Regions from separate parts of the Homo sapiens genome. Here region 1 is linked to region 2. Evidence: read pairs that join two places in POLR2A ChIA-PET (ENCODE). Cell type or tissue: GM12878. All regions are shown on one strand. Links, peaks and the distances in the headings refer to the core of each region. The heading gives the core; the rest is flanking DNA.

Region 1 (10,210 bases), core at 1,682-9,681, 88 kb after region 2:
GATGACAGTAAATTTCAATGAAATGAAGAAAAAGCTAAATATTTAGAGAAAAAGAAACAGTGTATTCCTGGAAAAAACAATTCAACATTATTTGCAGCAAGACACATTGAGTTAAAAAGGCTATATACTCTCCAGTAGTCCAAGCCAATTAAAAAAAGTCTAGAAGTAGGGATAAAAGAAACTATAGTGTTGTACTTCCTCATAAGAACATTAAGTACCAGAAAAAATCACTAATGTCTGTAAGATTTTGAAATAAATTGTTATTGTAGAAATATTACACCCAATCAAGTAGATATTTAAGTGACAAAAGCAATGGGCAAGCATTATTTAACAATCAAAAACTTAAGAAATAATGCCCCAATGAGCACATGTTGAAAAACTATGAAATTAAGTCAAAGACCTCAGAAATGGAAAACAATGGTTAAAAAGACTAGTGGACGCTGGGCATAGTGGCTCACACTTCTAATCCCAGTACTTTGAGAGGCTGAGGCAGGAGGATCATTTGAAGCCAGGGGCTCCAGAACAGCCTGGGCAACATAGTGAGACTCTGTCTCAACAAAAAAATAAAAAAAAATTAGGCAGGCATGGTAGTGCATGACTGTAGTCTCAGCTACTTGGGAGGCTGAGGTGGGAGAATTGCTTGAGCCCAGGAGGTTGAGGCTACAGTGAGCTGTGACAGAGCCACTGCACTCTAGCCTGGACAACAGTGAGTCCCTGTCTCAAAATGAAATATTTTAAAAAAGAAAAAGAAAAATAAGGAGGACAGAATTTTCTTGCCATCTCCCCACTTCTAATAGAATTGTCTTAGTTCCATCCTTTTCCTTTTCTCTCTTCTTGCTTTTTCACTCTTAGCCAGTATGTTAAGGATGAAATTTTAGCAAATTGCAAAATTACTTTAAATCCCTCACTGTTTGATATACTCGGTACCATAAATTTACTAGTAATTCAGTTTAATAGCATATGAGAAAAGTTCACAAATTCTCAGCCATCATTAAAATAACCTAAATTTCCCAACATTTTCACAATATGCTTTGTCTTATCTATGTACAACTGTCTTTTTATTTGAACTATACTAGACTATATCTACAGAAGTAAGGCATTATCTGATTAAAACTGATGAAAAACCACAACTAAAACATTTTATTGATTTGGATGTACTATAATGTTCAGACAGATTAAAATTTTAACTTTTTCTTACCAATAGTAAGCCAAACAGGCTTCCAGCTAAAATAAGATTAATTTTTCATTAGGAAAACCAAACCTTCAACTTACTTTTTCAAGAAAATTTTTAAAAAGATTAAAGAGGAGAAATATCAAGAAATAGTGAAAGGAATGGAAGTGTATACACTTATGTAATCCTGTAACTTGCTAATGCTTCTTACTTTGGGAATACACAATTATGGTTATCTTTTTTTTTTTAAGCACTCACTTCCTTGTATTCGTCAAAATTATAACAAAATAATAATATGATTTTGAAAAAAAACTCACACTACCATGCTAAAAAGTAATCATTTTCATTTATTATTTTTTACTTATCTGTGCACCTATAGCATTGTACAACCCTAAGTATTCAATTTTGTATCCTTATTTCATCTACCTCATGCTTTTAAAATGTCCCAATATTTTCTCTCCTAGTCTTCTATCAGATAAAATGTGTTATATCTTTTTACATTTTAATATGATTTGGAAACTAAATACACTATGGGAAATCCTTAAAATTCACCATAATTTTTCTTAAAAAATAGTTGAAAATACAGAAAAGTATAAAAAAAAAAATCATGCCAGGCGTGGTGGCTCACACCTGTAATCCCAGCACTTGGGGACACCAAAGCAGGAGGATCACTTGAGGCCTGGAGTTCAAAATGAGCCTGGGCAATATAGCGAGACCCCCATCTCTACAAATTAAAAAAAAAAAAACAAAAAAACCACTCATTGTCTGCCATACAAAGATAACTACCATTAATATGAAATGCTTTATTGTCTTTTTTCCTTTTATCTATAACAAATTTGTATATATTTTTTCACTAAATGTTATTTCATGATGAATGTGATAGCCGTAGTATTGCACACACTTTACTTACTCATGCTTTCACTGTTGAAAGCTGGACTGGTCTTAAATTTTTACGATCATAAAGAGACCCAAGATAAATGCTTTTGAATACCTAAAAATATATTATATCAATTTCTGACAATTCCAAGACAAAATTTTAGAAAAGAAAATATTGGCAAGGTTTCTGTCTCCTGACTGATAATATTGGGTAAACAATAGTCAACTTTTAAAAGATTTATACTAATTTTTGGAATTGCTTTCCAGAAAAGGTCCATCTGCTTCCAAAAATGTGCATTAATTTATAACAAAAATTCGAGTGCAATTTCACAAAGATCTTGCCATTTCATTTTTAAAAAGTATTTGGCTAATATGATGGCAAAAAATGGTAGCTCACTATTGTCCTAAGTTTACATTTCTTATAGTAAAATTGAGTATTTTTAATGTTCATTAGATATTTCTATTTTTTCTATATTTGTCTCTAAATGTGTTTTCCTCTTTTTTTTCTGCTAGGGTTTTAATGTTTCCCTTATAATTTCTATAAATGCTTAACCTATAAAAGGAATATACTATGGCTTCTGAGTAATTTTATATATATAATTTTATATATATATATAACTACATATACATATATACACATACTAAGTTCACAGCCAGGTGCAGTGGCTCACACCTATAAGCCCAACACTTTGGGAGGCCAAAGCAGGTGGATCACTTGAGCCCAGGAGTTCAAGAGCAGCCTAGGCAACGCAGTGAGACTCTGTCTCTACAAAAAATAAATTAAAAAATTAGCCAGGCATGGTGGTGTGTGCCTGTGGTCCCAGCTACTTGGGAGGCTGAGGTGAGAGGCGTGCTTCGGCCTGGGAGGTTGAGGCTGCCATGAGTTGTGACTGCACAAATTGCACTCCATCCTGGGTGAAAGAGCAAGATCCTGTCTCAAAAAATGAAAAAAAATAATAAGTAATGTAAATTAAATAAAATGTAAAACTAAGTTAATAAATTTTAGCTATCTAAACTTAATACTCTCTTTTAAAGTGGTTAAAAAGTTTTGTCTCTTTATCCAAAAGCAACAACTAGGCCAGTTACAGTAGTTCACACCTATAATCCCGACACTTTGGGAGGCTGAGGCACAAGGATCACTAGAGGCCAGGAGTCTGAGACCAGCCTGGGAAACAGAGGGAGACCCTGTCTCTACAAAAAATAAACAAATTAGCCAGATGTGGTGGCACATCCCTGTGGTGCCAGCTACTGGAGTGTTTAAGTGAGAGGATCACTTGAGCCCAGAAGGTAGAGGTTGCAGTGAGCCGTGATCATACCACTGCACTCCAGCCTGGGCAGCAGAGCAAAACCTTGTCTCCAAAAAAAGTGCAACAATTTTCAGATTCTATACATCGTATCTCTTAATGGCATATAAATTATGTTACAAAACTAGATTTCACAAGTATACCATTGTTTAGAAATAAACATTTCAATTGCCGACATTAAAAGGAAAATTCATTATGCTCTGCAAAATGGGCAGGCATTTATCATAGATAAACATCTAAAAAACAGTTCTAGGTTTAATCTGTCATGCAACATCTAACCATCTTGGTCACTTAACACTCATTAAATATCTGTTATCAAAAATACTTTTGAGAACAATCATACAGACCAGTGGTCAGCAAGTTGTAGGCTATGGGTCAAATACAGCCCATCTCCATTTTTGTAAATAAAATTTTATTAAAACACATTTATTACTCATGCTCATAATTTACATATTGCCTAATGGCTGCTTTCACACTGAGAATGAAGTTGTACAGTTGCCCTGCAAGGCCTAAAACATTTACTATCTGGATCTTTACAATACAGACAGCTAAAACACCTGAATAAATAATCTTACTAATTTTTAGAAGCTAGCCTAGGCCAGGCATGGTGGCTCACACTTGTAATCCTAGCACTTTGGGAGGCCAAGGTGGGCGTTTTACTTTGAGCTCAAGAGCTTGAGACCCGCCTGGGCAACATGGCGAAACCCTGTCTCTACAAAAAAATACAAAAATGAGCCGAGAGTGGTGTCTCGCACCGGTGGTCCCAGCTACTCAGGAGGCGGAGGCTAAAAGATTGCTCAGGCTGGGAAGCGGAGGTTGCAGTGACCCAAAATCGCACCACTGCACTCCAGCCTGGGCAATAGAACAAGACTCTGTTTCAAAAAATAAATACGAAGCTAGGCTAGATGGCCAGATCCTAACTCATAGAGCTCATACTTTATCTAGTACAGTGACAAGACATGTATGTAAACAACTTATAATGCAAGCTTTTAAAAGCTAAGTGCAATAAGAAAGGTAAAGAGTGTAAGAAAAAGGAAGAGATTCTTTCCAGTGAGGAAAATCAAAGAAGGTATCTTGAAAGAAGTAGCTTTTGCGCTGGGTTTTGAAGGATGGCTATAATTTGGACATTAAAAAAATGGGGAGAAGACTTCCAGTGTAAAGAAAAGCAGAGCTGTGAAAAACTGCAAGCACGACAGTGTACTTTTTATGGAGGAACAGTTAGGAGAAAATGCTAGTAAGCATTCTAGGGGCAAAGCATAGAGAAGGTTTTCAAAGTCAAGATTAGCACTTTAGATTTTAAATATAATTACGTTCAGGACTGAGGATCAGTGATTATAACTGTGCTTTAGGAAGATCAATCTGACAATATCATAAATAATTTGAGAAGACAGATAATAAGGAAACTAGTTATGAAACAATTAAAATAATCCAACAGAAAAGAATGAACATGGTGACAGTGAGACCGGAAAATTATGACAGCAAAACCACTCACTTATGAATTGATAGCAGCATCAGAATATGCTTTCTTACTCATATGGTGTAAAAACTTTCACCACCCCCCCAACCATCTCTCCCACCTTGAACAAAATGATAATTATTTCTAACTTATTCTGACAATTTGAAAAAGAGGATCTACTAGGCCACGCATGGTGGCTCACGCCTGCAATCACAGCACTTTGGGAGGCTGAGGCAGGCAGATCCCTTGAGGCCAGGAGTTCAAGACCAGCCTGGCCAACATGGCAAAACCCCATCTCTACAAAAAATACAAAAATTAGCTGGGCCTGGTGGCGAACGCCTGTGATCCCAGCTACTTGGGAGGCTGAGGCACAAGAACTGCTTTAACTTGGGAGGTGGAGGCTGCAGTGACCCGAGATGCCGCCACTGCACTCCAGCCTGGATGACAGAGCTAGACTCTGTCTCAAAAAAGAAAGGAGGAACTGCTTAAATTATAATTAAAAGGGATAGACTACCACTTTCCCACTAAACTAACCCTGGATGCAAGCACAAAATGAAAACAATTCATGTGCTAGGGCTCCCTCTGCTGGACCACTAGAGAAAAAATCTGATCTTAAATGCTGCTGAATTGATAAAAAGAACAGATAAATTGGCTTCATAGCAGCTCCTTTCCAGGTGTATCAAATGCTTTCCTCAGGAGGGGAATAAGAAATTATCTTTCTTCTATATTTTCCACAGCACTAATAATTTAATTGTTGCTTAAATTGTTGACTAATTATGAAAGAGATTTTAATATATAGTCAAATCACACAAATTTTTTTTTAATCTTTTTTTTTGAGACGGAGTCTCGTTCTGTCACCCAGGCTGGAGTGCAGTGGCTTGATATCAGCTCACTCAACCTCTGCCTCCAGGGTTCAAGTGATTTTCCTGCCTCAGCCTGAGTAGCTGGGATTACAGGTGCCCACCACCATGTCCAGCTAATTTTTGTATTTTTAGTAGAGATGGTGTTTCACCATATTGGCCAGGCTGGTCTTGAACTACTGACCTCAAGTGATCTGCCCACCTCAGCCTCCCAAAGTGCTGGGATTATAGGCCTGAGCCACCATGACTGGCCAAATCTCACAAATATTTAAATATACTCAATAAATTTACTTCTCAGTAAAAAGACAAGCTGGAATTAACCAGACTGATTTTTTTATAGGTAAGGAAATTATTCTAAGGAATGGTTTTATATTCCGTTCACTAAGAAATAAGCTGCAGCTCCCTTGTCCATTGGCTTTGACCGGAAGGTAGGAGAACCTTTCTCTCTAAGACTGAATCTCCCAAATGTTTCTGCTCCTTCTGGACAAGCCCAGTTCCCACCAGGTAACTCTGGTCCCCAGCCTCCAAGAACCATCTCCTACTTGTATCCCTCTATATATCACTACTTGCTTCTTACTGCTGCTAATCTCTCGACTGCCTCATCATGCCCTTTTTGGCATCTCAAGTCTTCCATCACCTATGTTAACAATTCTCTGTATTAAAGTCCCACTACAGGAAGGAGGAAAAGAGGAAGAGCAGGAGGGAAGGAGAAAGCTAGCACAAAATGGCCCAGGCCTATCTTTGCTGACTCTAGTGTACCCACTGGCTAGCTAACACCAGCCTCATTTCACAATGGAAAAGAAACAGCAGTAACATCAAAAAACTCTCTAGATTACTTGTGTAAACCCATCCTTCTCAAACTGTGGTATGTTGTGGTCATTTCATATCGCTTTTTCTTTTTATTTTAGAGACAGGATCTCCCTCTGTTGCCCAGGCTGGAGTGCAGTAGCACAATCCTAGCTCACTGCAACCTCAAACCTGGGCTCAAGCAATTCTCCCCACCTGAGCCTTCCAAGTACCTAACATTACCAGTGCGTGCCACCACACTTTTTTTTTTTTTATAGAGACGGGGTCTCGCTGTTGCCCAGGCTGGACTTGAACTCCTAGCCTCAAGCGATTCTCCCACCTCAGCCTCCGAAAGTGCATGAGGGTACAGGCATGAGTTATCATGCCTGGCCATGATGCTTTGTGTTACACAGTATACCAGGGTGCTTTAATGTGAAATGCAAGATAAGCATGTCCAATCCTTCTGTTGTATCCATAGTAAGTGATTTTTATAATTATTTGTATATTAAACCACAAGGGTGCTAGAAAATTTAATGGTAAATAGACGATGGACGATTTAATGGTAAACAGTCTTCAACAAAAGGTGCTGGGACAACTGGATATCCATATGCAAATGAATGAAGTTGAACCCCCTCTCTCTTATTATTAAAAAAAAAAAATTTCAAAATGTATGAAAGACCTAAACTCAAGGACTAAAACAACAAAATTCTTAGAAGAAAACATAGTGGAAATCTTTGTGACCTCGGATTAGGCAATGGTTTCTTAGGTAGGACACTAAAGCACCAGCAACAGCAGCAAAAAATGTATTTCCTCAAAACAACTTTTGTGCTTCGAAGGATATTTTCAAGAAAAGTGAACAGACAACCCACAGAACAGGAGAATATACTTACAAACCATATATCTAATAAGATACTAAAGGAACTCTTACAATCCATAATAAAATGACAACCCAATTTAAAAAGAGGTAAAGCCGGGCACGGTGGCTCATGCCTGTAATCCCAGCACTTTGGAAGGCTGAGGCAGGCAGATCACAAGGTCAGGAGTTCGAGACCAGCCTGGCCAACATAGTGAAACCCCGTCTCTACTAAAAATACAAAAATTAGCTGGGCGTAGTGGCACATGCCTGTAATCCCAGCTGCACCTGTAGTCCTAGCTACTCGGGAGGCTGAAGCAGGGAAACTGGTTGAACCCAGGAGGTGGAGGTTGTAGTGAGCCAAGTTCGTGCCACTGCACTCCAGCCTGGGCTACAGAGCGAGACTCTGTCTCAAAAAATAAAATAAAATAAAAAGAGATAAATGTGGCTGGGAACAGTGGCTTGCACCTGTAGTCCCAGCACTTTGGGAAGCTGAGGCAGGAGGATTGCTTGAGGCCAGGTGTTCAAGACCAACCTGGCCAATATAGTGAGACCCCATCTCAATTTTAAATTTTTTTTAAAAAAAGGTAAATGACATGAATATACATTTCTCCAAAAACAAAAAAGTGTCCAACATTATTGGCCACCAGGGAAGTGCAAATCAAAGCCACAATGAGATACCACTGTACACCTTCTATATGGCTACAATAAAAAAGAAATGTTAGACAGGATGTGGAAGTGTCAAAACCCTCATACACTGCTGACAGGAATGCAAAATGGTGCAGCCATTTTGAAAAAGTCTGGCAGTTCCTCAAAAAATAAAACCAGGCCAGGTGTGGTGGCTCACACCTGTAATCCCAGCACTTTGGGAGGCCGAGGCAGGCAGATCACCTGAGGTCAGGAGTTCAAGAACAGGCTGGCCACCATGGTGAAAACCTGTCTCTACTAAAAGTACAAAATTAGCCAGGCATGGTGGCACACGCCTGTAATCCCAGCTACTCAGGAGGCTGAGGCGGGAGAATTGCTTGAAACAGGGAGGCAGAGATTGCAATAAGCCGAGATCACGCCACTGCACTCCAGCCTGGGTGAAGAGTAAAACTCCGTCTCAAAAAAAAAAAAAAAAAAAAAAAAAAAAAAAAAAAAAATATATATATATATATATATATATATATATATATGAAACCAGAGTTATCATATGAACCAGAAATTTCCATCCTAGGTACATATCCAATAGAATATCCAATGGAAATGAAAACATATCCACACAAAAAACCTATACACAAGTATTTATAGCAGCATTATTGCCAGAAATTGGGAAAAACCCAAATGCCTACCACTGATAGATAAAATATGGTACATTCATACAATGGAATATTATTCAGTAATAAAAAAAGAAATAAAGAGTACTGACACGTTACAATCTTGAGAACATCATGCTAAGTGAAAGAAGTCAGACACAAAAGAAAGCCTATTGCATGATTCTATTTATATGAAATGTGCAGAATAGGGAAACCCATAGAAACAGAAAGTAAATTAGTGGTTGCCAGGGTTTAGGGGTGGGGAGAATGGGGAGTGATGGTAATGGGTACACAGTTTCTTTCTGGGTGAGGAAAATGTTCTAAACAGTGGTGATGCCGGCACAACTCTTAAAAACCAGTGAATTGGCCGGGCGCGGCGGCTCACGCCTGTAATCCCAGCACTTTGGGAGGCCGGGCGAGGTGGATCACAAGGTCAGGGGTTCGAGACCAGCCTGATCAACATGGTGAAACTCCGTCTCTACTAAAAATACAAAAATTAGCTGGGTATGGTGGCAGGTGCCTGTAATCCCAGCTACTCAGGAGGCTGAGGCAGGAGAATTGCTTGAACCCGGGAGGTGGAGGTTGCAGTTGCAGTGAGCCGAGATCACGCCACCGCACTCCAGCCTGAGTGACAGAGACTCCGTCTCAAAAAAAAAAAAAAACACACACACACACGCACACACACAGTGAATTGTACACTTTAAAAGGGTAAAGTATACAGTGTGTGAATTATATATTTTTTTAATGAGGGAAAATGATGACCAAAAAAAAAAAAAAAAGATCTTGCATCAGGACTCCATCTCTTTCCCATATATTCAATGTGGCTGCCAGGTCCTACTTATTTCTGTGGTATCGCTCACATTTTTCCCCATTAATTCCCAATGACCTCAACCTAGGTTGAGATCTCTCACCTGAACTACTAAAAAAGCCTTCTAACAAGCATTTTTAAACTCATCTCTCATTTCTCCCTTTCTTTGTTTTACAATTCAAGAGTTATCTTCCCAAAAGTGTGATGATATCACCGAATTACTCAAAAACTACTTGAAAATATAAAGTTGAAATTTTATACGAAAAATTTAAGGTACTCCACAATCTGGCCCAATCCTGTTACAACCGTATCTGCAACATTTTTTCCTATATACCCTCTTCTCCAGCCACATTATTCCACAAAAATGCCTTGTACTTGTATGCCATTCTGTATTTCTTGCTGTTCTCTCCCAAATGAAATTATTTCACCTCTATTTTTGCCTATTTAAATCTAAACCAGCCTTGAATGTTATTTAAATGCTTATTCCTGCCTTGATTTTCCTGCAACAAAGTGAATCATTTCATTCTCTACATTTCATTCACATTCTGTAACGCTACTGTTAAAACAAGGCAAGACAGAAGAATAGTATAGGTTTGAAGGTCAGATAGGCCTGTGTTCAAATCCCAATCTTGACACTTATTTATCAGCCACATGGCCTTGAACAAATTACTTAACCTGAGCTTCAATTTTCTGACCTGTAAAATGGGAATAATAATACATCAGAGTGATCCTGAAGATCAAATAAAGTATAATGAGCACACAGGAATCCTCAGTATATTAGTTTCCTTTTCATATTTC
Region 2 (11,012 bases), core at 1,300-9,299:
ACACATTTTCTAAAACATGTTACCTTGCAAATACATATGAGTGACTAACGGCAGGGCCACTTTTCCCACGGTGGCCTGGAGTCCTTGGAATGGAATGGAGGGCAGCACCCACGTGTACCCCTCTGCTGGGCTGCGGGGCTCTCCAGTGCCCCGTTTCAGCCTTTTGCCGTTGGGCCACCCTTAAACTCGGCCTCTGTCTCTCCATCTCACCCACTGCCCAGGGATTGGTTATGCCATCTGCATCATTGCCTTTTACATTGCTTCCTACTACAACACCATCATGGCCTGGGCGCTATACTACCTCATCTCCTCCTTCACGGACCAGCTGCCCTGGACCAGCTGCAAGAACTCCTGGAACACTGGCAACTGCACCAATTACTTCTCCGAGGACAACATCACCTGGACCCTCCATTCCACGTCCCCTGCTGAAGAATTTTACACGTAAGTGCACGTAAGTGAGGGGTTGGCCTGTTAGGGGCAGGCCACACCCCTGGGGTTTGGCTTCTTAAAAAGAAGGCCAGGGCCAAGGGCTCCTCACCCCTTTCTGAGAGATGAAGCTATCAGGGGTGGGAGTAGCAGAATTTGGAGCTGGGAAACTCTACCTCAAGTGCTCCACGGCCTGGCCCTGCTGTGCCTCCTTGCACTTTCTCATGCGCCAAGTCAGTTTGCTCCAATGCGCCCAAGCCCGTCCCTCCCTTCACATTCCAAAATTACTCCCCTTCTTCCGGGGTCCTCCTCTCAGCCAAATGTCATGGAGGCGAAGCATCCTAGTACTTTGATAGTTCAAAACTATTCAAATGGTTTAATGTGTCAACTTCGTAAGTGGGATCTACCCTTTGGAAGAAGATGCTTGAGGAAGGTAGTTTTCTTTAATGCTGGAATTTCAGGCAATGGCAGCCCAAAGAGAGAGCTACTTTGGGGTAGGGAAGGGAGCCAACTCCCCACACTTACACATCCCTCATGTTCCCAAAAGCCAGTCACATTGGTCAAAGGAGTTCAGGTCCCATCCAGCAAAGGAGAATCCAGGAAGTCTGCCTTTAGGTTGAACACTCTTCCCAGGGTGTTGGCCAAATGTGCTTTGTGGTCCTTCAGGACAGGCAGGGCCAATCCCAGCTCTTCCTGGGCCTCAGTGACCACTTGGTCCTAGCAGCACCGTGTCCATTTGTCCCGGGCACCCTCAAAGGAGCAGCACAGATGTGTGCCCAGGTCACTCTACAGAGCCTCTCAGGGGCCTTTCTTTCTCCTTCACCCCAGGCGCCACGTCCTGCAGATCCACCGGTCTAAGGGGCTCCAGGACCTGGGGGGCATCAGCTGGCAGCTGGCCCTCTGCATCATGCTGATCTTCACTGTTATCTACTTCAGCATCTGGAAAGGCGTCAAGACCTCTGGCAAGGTGAGGAAGGCTCTGGCTGCTGACCCAGGCCTGCCCAGGGGCCCACAGGCTCTCAAACTCAAAACCCAGTAGCCTGGACAGACAGCACTGTTTCCTTCCACACCAAACACATTCCATGATGCACCCTCTCTCTCTTCACCGCATTTGTTAGAAAATTCTAGAAGTGGGTTGGGCATGGTGGCTCACGTCTCTAATCCCAGCACTTTGGGAGGCTGAGGTGGGTGGATCATTTGAGGCCAGGAGTTCAAGACCAGCCTGGCCAACACATCGAAACCTCATCTCTACTTAAACAAACAAACAAACAAACAAACAAACAAACAAAAAAAAACAATAGCCAGGTGTGGTGGCAGGTGCCTGTAATCCCAGCTACTCGGGAGGCTGAGGCAAGAGAATCACTTGAACCTGGGAGGTGGAGATTTCTGTGAGCCAAGATCATGCCATTACACTCCTGGGCAGCAGAGTGAAATTCTGTCTCACTAAAAAAAAAAAGGAAAAGAAAAAAGAATATTTTCTAGAAATGGGCCAATGCCAAGAACCATTACATGATTTTTTTTTTTCAAGATTCCTTCAACCCACTGGTAGTACCACAATTAATAATCGTGGCAATGACTTACTGGAAACCCATCATGGACCATGTTCAGTGCTTTTTATACACTGGCCAGTGCTATTGTTTCCTGCTAGATACTCCCTCAACCTTACAGATGCATAGTGGGCTCAGAGGTAGTTCTCCTGGCCAACCTGAATCCGATCCCTGTGTGACTCCAAGGGTTGTGATCTTTCTGCCACACCACCTCGCCCTCCTTTCTCAAGGTCTTCAAGAATAAAAGACACTGACATCCATTCACCCACCTCCCTCCCCTCCCCTCCCCTCCCCCGCTCCCTTCTCCTTCTCCCCTCCCCTCCCCTCCCCTCCCTGGAACAGCATGGTGATAACCCTTCTTCCTTACAGGTGGTGTGGGTGACAGCCACCTTCCCTTATATCATCCTTTCTGTCCTGCTGGTGAGGGGTGCCACCCTCCCTGGAGCCTGGAGGGGTGTTCTCTTCTACTTGAAACCCAATTGGCAGAAACTCCTGGAGACAGGGGTAAGATGATGAGGGAAATATGTGTACCTGTCTGTCATTTTACTAAACGAAGCTGGTCCTCCTCCAAATAGGACAGTAGGGACAACTGAAATGTGGCTTCAGTGTGCAAGTCTGCAATGATACTTTAACCAAGAAATACAAGCATTAAAGTACAGTTGAGGCCACTGGATGGGTTTATGCCTGAATCATAGGAAGAGAAATCACATTTGTTGGCACTTGGTTTATGGCTATGCCTGGAATGAGCCTTAAAAGCTGTTTTTCTGCCTCTGCACTTAGCCACATGGAGGCAGGAGTGGCGACCCTGTTGGTGCCAGGGTAAGCCTGTGTCTCCCCCTCACCCCATGCCCTTACCCCTGCTGTGTTCCAGGTGTGGATAGATGCAGCCGCTCAGATCTTCTTCTCTCTTGGTCCGGGCTTTGGGGTCCTGCTGGCTTTTGCTAGCTACAACAAGTTCAACAACAACTGCTACCAGTGAGTATCTGGGGTCCCCAAGCAAAGCTTGAAAGTGGCGTGAGTGAAAGTCAGCTAGTGTGGAGGAAGGTGATTGGACCGACGGCCTCGAATCTGGCCAGGCTTAGGCCTTGATACCACTGCCCCTCAGGGGTGCTGCAGGCCCCTGACCAGCTCACCCATGGCCAGAGCACTCATCCAGGCCGTGGCTTCACCTGGGCCACTCAGGCTGAGAGGGGCCCCATGCCCTTCGGTTTTGTCAGCGCTCCTGTATATAAAAATAATAAGAGGCTGGACATGGTGGCTCACGCCTGTAATCCCAGCACTTTGGGAGGCCAAGGCAGGTGGATCACCTGAGGTCAGGAGTTCCAGGCTAACCTGGCCAACATGGCGAAACCCTGTCTGTACTAAAAATACAAAGATTAGCCAGGCATGGTGTTGCACACCTGTAAGCACAGCCACTTGGGAGGCTGAGGCACGAGAAGTTGCAGTGAGCTGAGATCTTGCCACTACACTCCAGCCTGAGTGACAGAGCAAGATTCCAGAAAGAAAGAAAGAGAGAGAGAGAAAGAGAGAGAGAGAAATAAAGAAAGAAAGAAAGAAAGAAAAAAGAAAGAAAGAAAGAAAGAAAGGAAGGAAGGAAAGAAAAAGAAAGAAAGAAGAAAGAAGGAAGGAAAGAAAGAAAGAAAGAAAGAGAGAGACGGGGTGCGGTGGCTCCCACCTGTAATCTCAACACTTTGGGAGGCCGAGGCGGGTGGATCACGAGGTCAGGAGATCGATACCATCCTGGCTAACACGGTGAAACCCCATCTCTACTAAAAATACAAACAAATTAGCCGGGCGTGGTGGCGGGCGCCTGTAGTCCCAGCTACTCAGGAGGCTGAGACAGGAGAATGGCGTGAACCCAGGAGGTGGAGTTTGCGGTGAGCCGAGATTGTGCCACTGCACTCCAGCCTGGGCGACAGAGTGAGATTCCATCAAAAAAAAAAAAAAAAAAGAAAGAAAGAAAGAGAAATTGCAAAGCAAGTTTACAAAAAGCTGCAACATACAATTAAGTAGTTAGGTTTAACTAGTCAATGTGTTTAACAATAAAAATTGTAATGTGATTATTTGTATTATGTATAAACAAAAAGTATGATGATCACATTATTTTGACTAACACAAAATACCATAATTTTTCTTTTCTTTTCTTTTTTTTTTTTTTTTTTTGAGACGGAGTTTCGCTCTTGTTGTCCAGGCTGGAGTGCAATGGCGCAATCTCAGCTCACCACAACCTCTGCCTCCCGGGTTCAAGCGATTCTCCTGCCTCAGCCTCCCGAGTAGCTGGGATGACAGGCATGCGCCACCACGACTGGCTAAATTTGTATTTTTAGTAGAGATGGGGTTTCTCCATGTTGGTCAGGCTGGTCTCCAACTCCCGACCTCAGGTGATCCACCTGCCTCAGCCTCCCAAAGTGCTGGGATTACAGGCGTGAGCCACTGTGCCCAGCCAAAATGCCATAATTTTTGCAACAAAATCCTATTTCAGAAATTTTAACAGAACAGGAAATGTTACACCAATTATGGTTTTAAATATCACCCACTGGGCCAGGTGCAGTTGCTCAAACCTGTAATCTTAGCCCTTTGGGAGGCTGAGGCAGGAGGATCACTTGAGCCTAAGAGTTTGAGTCCAGCCTGGGCAACATGGTGAGATCCCATCTCTACAAAAAATTTAAAAATTAGCTGAGTGTGGTGGTGCATGCCTATGGTCCCAGCTCTTCAGGAGGCTGAAGCAGGAGGATTGCTTGAGCCCGGGAGGTTAAGGCTGCAGTGAGCTGTGTTCATGCCACTGCACTTCAGCCTGTGCAACAGAGGGAGACCCTATCTCAAAAATAAATAAATAAATAAATAAATAAATGTCACCCATCATCTTTAGACTTAATTTTAATTGATCACAGATGGCAGCATCCATCAATCTCTTTGTGCTATGCATAAGATAATTGTAAAACTGATTTTTTTAAAGGTGGGAGGGAGATTCACATGTACCCTAAGCAATGTGGCCTTGCACTGGGACACCACCCTGCAGTTGTATGATGAGGCTGTCATTTAAAAGTGTGAGATCAGGAGTTTGAGACCAGCCTGGCCAACATGGGGAAACCCCATCTCTACTAAAAATACAAAAATTAGCCAGGCGTGGTCGTGGGCGCCTGTAATCCCAGCTACTTGGGAGGCGGAAGCAGGAGAATCACCTGAACCCGGGAGGCAGAGGGTACAGTGAGCTGAGATCAAGCCACTGCACTCCAGCCTGGGCAATAGAGCAAGGCTCTGTCTCAAAAAAAAAAAAAAAAAAGAAAAAAAAATGAGGGTATCTCTCTGGCTGGCAGTCTGTGACTTAGTTTGAAGATAAAGCCTAAATCTGAGGATCTCACAAATGTGAGGCTCAGGCCCTGTCCTGGCCCCCACTCCAACCTGGGCCCTGCTCCAGAACAAGGCTGGTTTGAAATGGAGAGGTCTGTGCTAGCAGGATTGCCTTTTAAAGCACCCCTGACTGCTCTTCTCCCTCCACCATGTGTGGTGGTCATGGCAGTCAGAGCTTCAGGCCTCGGCAGCTGGGTTCTGGGAGAAGGCGAAGGGACTCCGGGACAGGCTTGAGGTTCCTTGAGTTCAGCCTGCTTGTCCTTGCTGTGGCCGCCCTGTCTAAGGCAGGGCAGGCACACGGACAGATGCTCCTTAGACCCCTGATCTTGGAACTGTCTCAGGCGGCCCCTTGGGTTTTCCCCTCCAGAGATGCCCTGGTGACCAGCGTGGTGAACTGCATGACGAGCTTCGTTTCGGGATTTGTCATCTTCACAGTGCTCGGTTACATGGCTGAGATGAGGAATGAAGATGTGTCTGAGGTGGCCAAAGACGCAGGTAGGACCTCGGGTTCTATGCAGGTCCCTTGCTCCTACTGAGTTGCTTTGCTTTGAATCTTTGTAAAGATCTAACTTTTGATTTATTTCTAAATGTTCCTGAAATTTTCCAAAGAAGGCTGGGCATGGTGGAGTTCAAGACCAGCCTGGGCAACATAGTGAGACCCTGCCTCTATAAAAAAATAAATGAGCTGGGCATGGTAGTGCACACCTATAGTCCCAGCTACTCAGGAGGCTGAGGTGGGAAGATTGCTTGAGCCTGGGAGGTCAAGGCTACAGTGAGCCATGATCACACCACTGTACTTCAGCCTGGGTGACAGAATAAGACCCTGTTTCCAAAACATTTTTTATTCAAAGATTTGAGAGAAGCTCGATGCCTTAGAGATCTTTCCATGTGTTCAGGCCATGCAGGGACAGGGCAACTCCCTTGGCACCCAGTTCTGGGGCCTCCAAAATCTATGGGCTTGAAATGATGACTCTGATGATGGCTTTAAAACCAGTGGGTTTGCTTCCTGTGATGGTCTTGTGATGGCTCAAAGTCTAGTAAGCAAATATCATTTATCCTTAGAACTGCCCCTTGCAGAAAAAGAAAATCTAGCCAATATGACCACTCTATTTTACCGTGAAGTTTTTGTGGAAAAAGAAAAGAGCAACAGAGGGAGAAAAAACAGATGATGGCATCTAGTGGGCGAGGTCCCAGGGCCTTCTTGTTACAAGCATGTTAGCATGCTTGTATCTTTGGCCTGATTCGGTGCTTTGACCAACCCCATACCCCAAACGAGGGCACCCCTAGCTAACCCATGAGAGGCTGAAGACATGTCCCTCACACTTTCAAAAGGGACTTTAAAATAGAAAGAGGTCTTTATTCCAAAGCCTCTGTGACTCTACGGAAATCAATTTAACATTTCCTACTGTTCTGAAGCTGAAGACATCAGAGGGGGCTAACTGTCATGGACTTTAGAAATATCAATCCTGGTCCTGAGAAATCCCATGGAATTGTTATATGGTGGAAACTCTTATTCTCATGTGCAGCTTTGCCAGTCTCTGGGTCTTGGATCTGTTACCCACCCCCAGGGTTAATGGAGGGCACACAGTTTTCAAGATGGAAGCCCCACCCTTCCTGCCTCCCAGGAACTGGGGTGGCCACGTCAGACGGAGTAGAGTGTGAGGACGCACTTGGTGTGTGTCAAAACCTGATTCACACATAAGGTCTTGTGATGAGAATTGTAACTGTTGTTGTGGCTGAGTTTTCCTCTGTGACATCTTTGTAGGACAGGTCTTGTCAACCACCTCCTCCTCTCTCCCCTCTGTCTCAGGTCCCAGCCTCCTCTTCATCACGTATGCAGAAGCGATAGCCAACATGCCAGCGTCCACTTTCTTTGCCATCATCTTCTTTCTGATGTTAATCACGCTGGGCTTGGACAGCACGGTGAGGAAATGGGAAGGGGAAATGGGCTGTGGGAGGATGAAGAGGAAAGGAGGAGGACTCAGCTGGACTCAATTCCCTCCCATCCCTGGCCATCCCAGGCAGCTTTGGCTACTCCCTTCTGGTGCTCCAGACCCCCGGCTGACTCCTCGGCATTTACCACCCTCTGGTACATTCGAGTCATTAATGGGATAAAGTGGGTCAAGCGCCAGGCGCTTATGAGGCCCAAGGCTCACATATGTGAACTGTTATTAAGCACTGTCCCTTGGCCCAATTATGGCGCCTACAGGCCGGGGCGAGGTCTCTCCTGGGTCTCTGCTTTGCCAAGGGTTCAGTTCAGGGCCTGGAATTATTAGTGTGGAGTGAGTCTCAGCTTTGAGTTGGCCTTTCTGGTGCAAACGGAGTCTCCCCGAGAGACCTCATATATTGAAGTTCTGTCCACGTGTGCTATTTTGTTTCCTGGCTCTCCTTAGTGATGGGCTTTAAATGACAGTGTAAAACAGGGAAATACTCTTTGAGATGCTTACATGGTCCAGCGAGCCGGGGAACTGGTGATGATCAGCTTGACCAGTCACTTAGCAACCTTACCCCTCCCTCCTGTTCACTGTCCTGAAGGCCACAGCCTTGTCCCAAAGCCTCCACCGTGACTGCTTGCCTGTACCTCTCAGTTTGCAGGCTTGGAGGGGGTGATCACGGCTGTGCTGGATGAGTTCCCACACGTCTGGGCCAAGCGCCGGGAGCGGTTCGTGCTCGCCGTGGTCATCACCTGCTTCTTTGGATCCCTGGTCACCCTGACTTTTGTGAGTATCATGCCCCTCAGCTTTGAGTTGGCCTCCCCTAGGGCAGCAGAACGCTACAGGAAGCTGTTCGTCTCCTTCCATCTCACACAGTGCCCTGGCTTTGGGACCAAAGGAGGGGAGGTTGTTACTCCCATTAAAAGGTTTGTCATCAAGGAGAAGAAAAGTTGTTTCTTGTGCATCTACTTGCAGATTCCGTGCATAGTATCCAGGGGCTGTCAGCATTTTACCGCAGATCCCACTAGATTTCAGGCTTCAAAAACTATCTGGAGAAAATTAGGATTTGCTTTTCCAGCCTATTTCCACTCTTTAGAGCTGCTTTCTTGAGGATACTGCCCTGACGTTCTTCACGTCATGTGTGTAATGCCGCTTGGTCTCCTCCAGAATTTGCAATGGTAAAGAAGTCACACCCTCTCTAGAGATCCTTTTTTTTTTTTTTTGGTAGCTGAAGTAAATACTCTAAGGCAGATTTTGCAAATGTGCATCTTTAAGCCGTGACCCCGATGGCCCTGGAGTGGGGGTCAAGGGGACTGAGTGGAACCCCAGTGAGTCATGATTTAGGACAGAAAGGCAAAACTGTGACCAAGGCCCTTAATGTGTCTGGTATCCTGGGCCCTTCTGGATTCAGTCTTTAGAGGCAGGGATTCTCCAGGGTCGTGTCCACAGCAGGTGTTCAATAAGTTGAAGAAAGTTTAAAATAGATCCCAAGGCCCTTTGGAGTTTGTCTCTTAAAATTTAGTGGGGTGAAGAAATGAGAAGAATGAACTACATAGGATGGGAAGAGGCGTCTGAGTGGGTAAAACCTGCCCACACTGCCACTGCAAAGGCCAGTCCAAGAACAGTCCAAGAAACAGTTTCTTTTTTTTTTTTTTTTGGACAGAGTCTTGCTCTGTCCCCCAGGCTGGAGTGCAATGGTGCTATCTCAGCTCACTGCAACCTCTGCCTCTCGTTCAAGCAATTCTCCCGCCTCAGCCTCCTGAGTAGCTGGGATTAAAGGCGTGTGCCACCACGCCTGGCTAATTTTCACCATATTGGCCAGGCTGGTCTCAAACTCCTGACCTCAGGTGATACGCCCGCCTCAGCCTCCCAAAGTGCTGGGATGACAGGCATGAGCCACCGCACCTGGCCTAAGAGGCAGTTTCTGGGGTACTCACGTTCGGTCCCAGGTGGGATTTTTCCAGAATGATTCTAAGTGAGGAAGCCCCTGCAGGTCTCTGTAGTTGGGAGGGGTGGCTCCTTGGAGGGCCCTCACCCAGGCTCTGCTCTCCCCTCCAGGGAGGGGCCTACGTGGTGAAGCTGCTGGAGGAGTATGCCACGGGGCCCGCAGTGCTCACTGTCGCGCTGATCGAAGCAGTCGCTGTGTCTTGGTTCTATGGTAAGACGCTTCCTTCAGCCAGCTGGGTCCCTTCTACACCATCAGCCAGCACAGTAGCAAAGGGCTGATTTCACCAAAAAAGGCTGTGAGGGGCAGTTTACAAGATGTGACCTCCCGATGATGGGTCTGTAAAAGAGTCTCGGCCAGGCGCGGTGGCTCACGCCTGTAATCCCAGCATTTTGGGAGGCTGACACAGGTGGATCACCTGAGATCAGGAGTTCGAGACCAGCCTGGCCAACATGGTGAAACTCCATCTCTACTAAAAATACAAAAAAAAAAAAAAATTAGCCGGGCATGATGGCGCAAGCCTGTAATCTCAGCTACTCAGGAGGCTGAGGCAGGAGAATTGCTTGAATCTGGGAGGCAGAGGTTGCAGTGAGCCAAGATCGCGCCACTGCACTCCAGTCTGGACAACAGAGTGAGAGTCTGTCTCGAAACAAACAAAAAACCCAAAAACAAACAAAAATAAACCACTTTTGCATGTTATTTGTTACACATATTATCAAGGAGGGGGCACATTTTGGGTTGCACACAGGGCTGCTTTTGTTTTGTTTTGTTTTGTTTTTTAAAGAAGAAATCTTCCCACCTCCTTGGCAATTCAGACGACCAAGTTCAAGTGTGTGAATCTCCATAGACCTGCCCTAGGAACTGCTGGGACCTCTCGGGGAAGCAACCACAGAGCACCTTCCCCTTCTCAATTTCTCACTCTTCTTTGGGAGTTCTCAGTTCTCACTTCCTTACCAGTTACTTTTTATAGAAGAACCTTGATCTTGATCTGGCATATGAATGGGCAATATTGTGGTTAAAAATTTCCCTTGAAAGTTTCCAGTGTCATGGTCAAAGTCAGTGTCTGTCAGGCGGGTTCACCATTCCTGGACAAAATTCAACTGTTTTATAATAACAATGAAATCAGATACACACTCAGCTCTCAGGAAGGCGGTGTGGCACCAAGAAGGGGGTGTGTGTCTCTTCCCAGATGCCCATCCATCCTCCCAAATGTCCATCCATCCTTCCAGATGCCCATCCGTCCTCCCACCCTATGTAGAAAGAGTCTTGCTTGCTATAAAAATGCAGTTTTGTGACAAGTCCCCCAGCCCCACTTTCGGACCAGATTGTTGTCGCTGTACTCCTCCTAGAGAGAAATTCCAGAGCTACCCTGTGTGTCCGGGGTAGGAATTCCGGCTTGTCATTTCCCCTTGTCATTCCCAGTGCTGATCCTGTGACTCTGACTCTCCCAGAGAATCAGGGCACAGCAGCACAGCCCATGTCCTTTCTTAGTCTCTGCCTCTCTTCCCCTTGGGCGGTTCCAGGCATCACTCAGTTCTGCAGGGACGTGAAGGAAATGCTCGGCTTCAGCCCGGGGTGGTTCTGGAGGATCTGCTGGGTGGCCATCAGCCCTCTGTTTCTCCTGGTGAGTTGCCATTTCCCTTCTCCTCCTTGCCCTGGCGAAAGACTTCCCCCAGACACATAAAAAATGAATTGTAATGGCTGGGCACGGTGGCTCATCCTTGTAATCCCAACACTTTGGGAGTCTGAGGCAGGCGGCCAACATGGCAAAACCCCGTCTCTACTTAAAAAAATACAAAAATTAGCCGG

What was found. Peaks named below come from ENCODE experiments on the same cell type or tissue, not always from the same donor. Only the 100,000 strongest peaks of a DNase experiment are listed, where the experiment ranks them.
Region 1: POLR2A ChIA-PET joins it to region 2 with 6 read pairs; 6 of 35 experiments call an interaction of 5 or more read pairs at or near these places.

The regions. Positions count from the first base shown.
Region 1 is chr17:30,120,627-30,130,836 of GRCh38, reverse strand. All of the region lies in intron 2 of NSRP1 (nuclear speckle splicing regulatory protein 1), which reads right to left. Among named protein-coding and RNA genes, the nearest start is that of MIR3184, 8.6 kb to the right of the region's middle. In GM12878, for the core only: a CTCF peak has its summit at 5,390 (motif pointing left); a DNase peak (open chromatin) is centred at 5,356.
Region 2 is chr17:30,207,547-30,218,558 of GRCh38, reverse strand. It overlaps SLC6A4 (solute carrier family 6 member 4), which reads left to right. Exons shown (of 15, transcript NM_001045.6): 5 at 222-441; 6 at 1,255-1,393; 7 at 2,343-2,477; 8 at 2,845-2,948; 9 at 5,692-5,819; 10 at 7,135-7,247; 11 at 7,913-8,044; 12 at 9,317-9,416; 13 at 10,727-10,827. Among named protein-coding and RNA genes, the nearest start is that of SLC6A4, 23 kb to the left of the region's middle. RefSeq lists an enhancer at 5,438-5,897. In GM12878, for the core only: a CTCF peak has its summit at 5,688; DNase peaks (open chromatin) are centred at 4,968, 5,248 and 5,738; H3K4me3 peaks cover 1,048 bases; H3K27ac peaks cover 1,824 bases.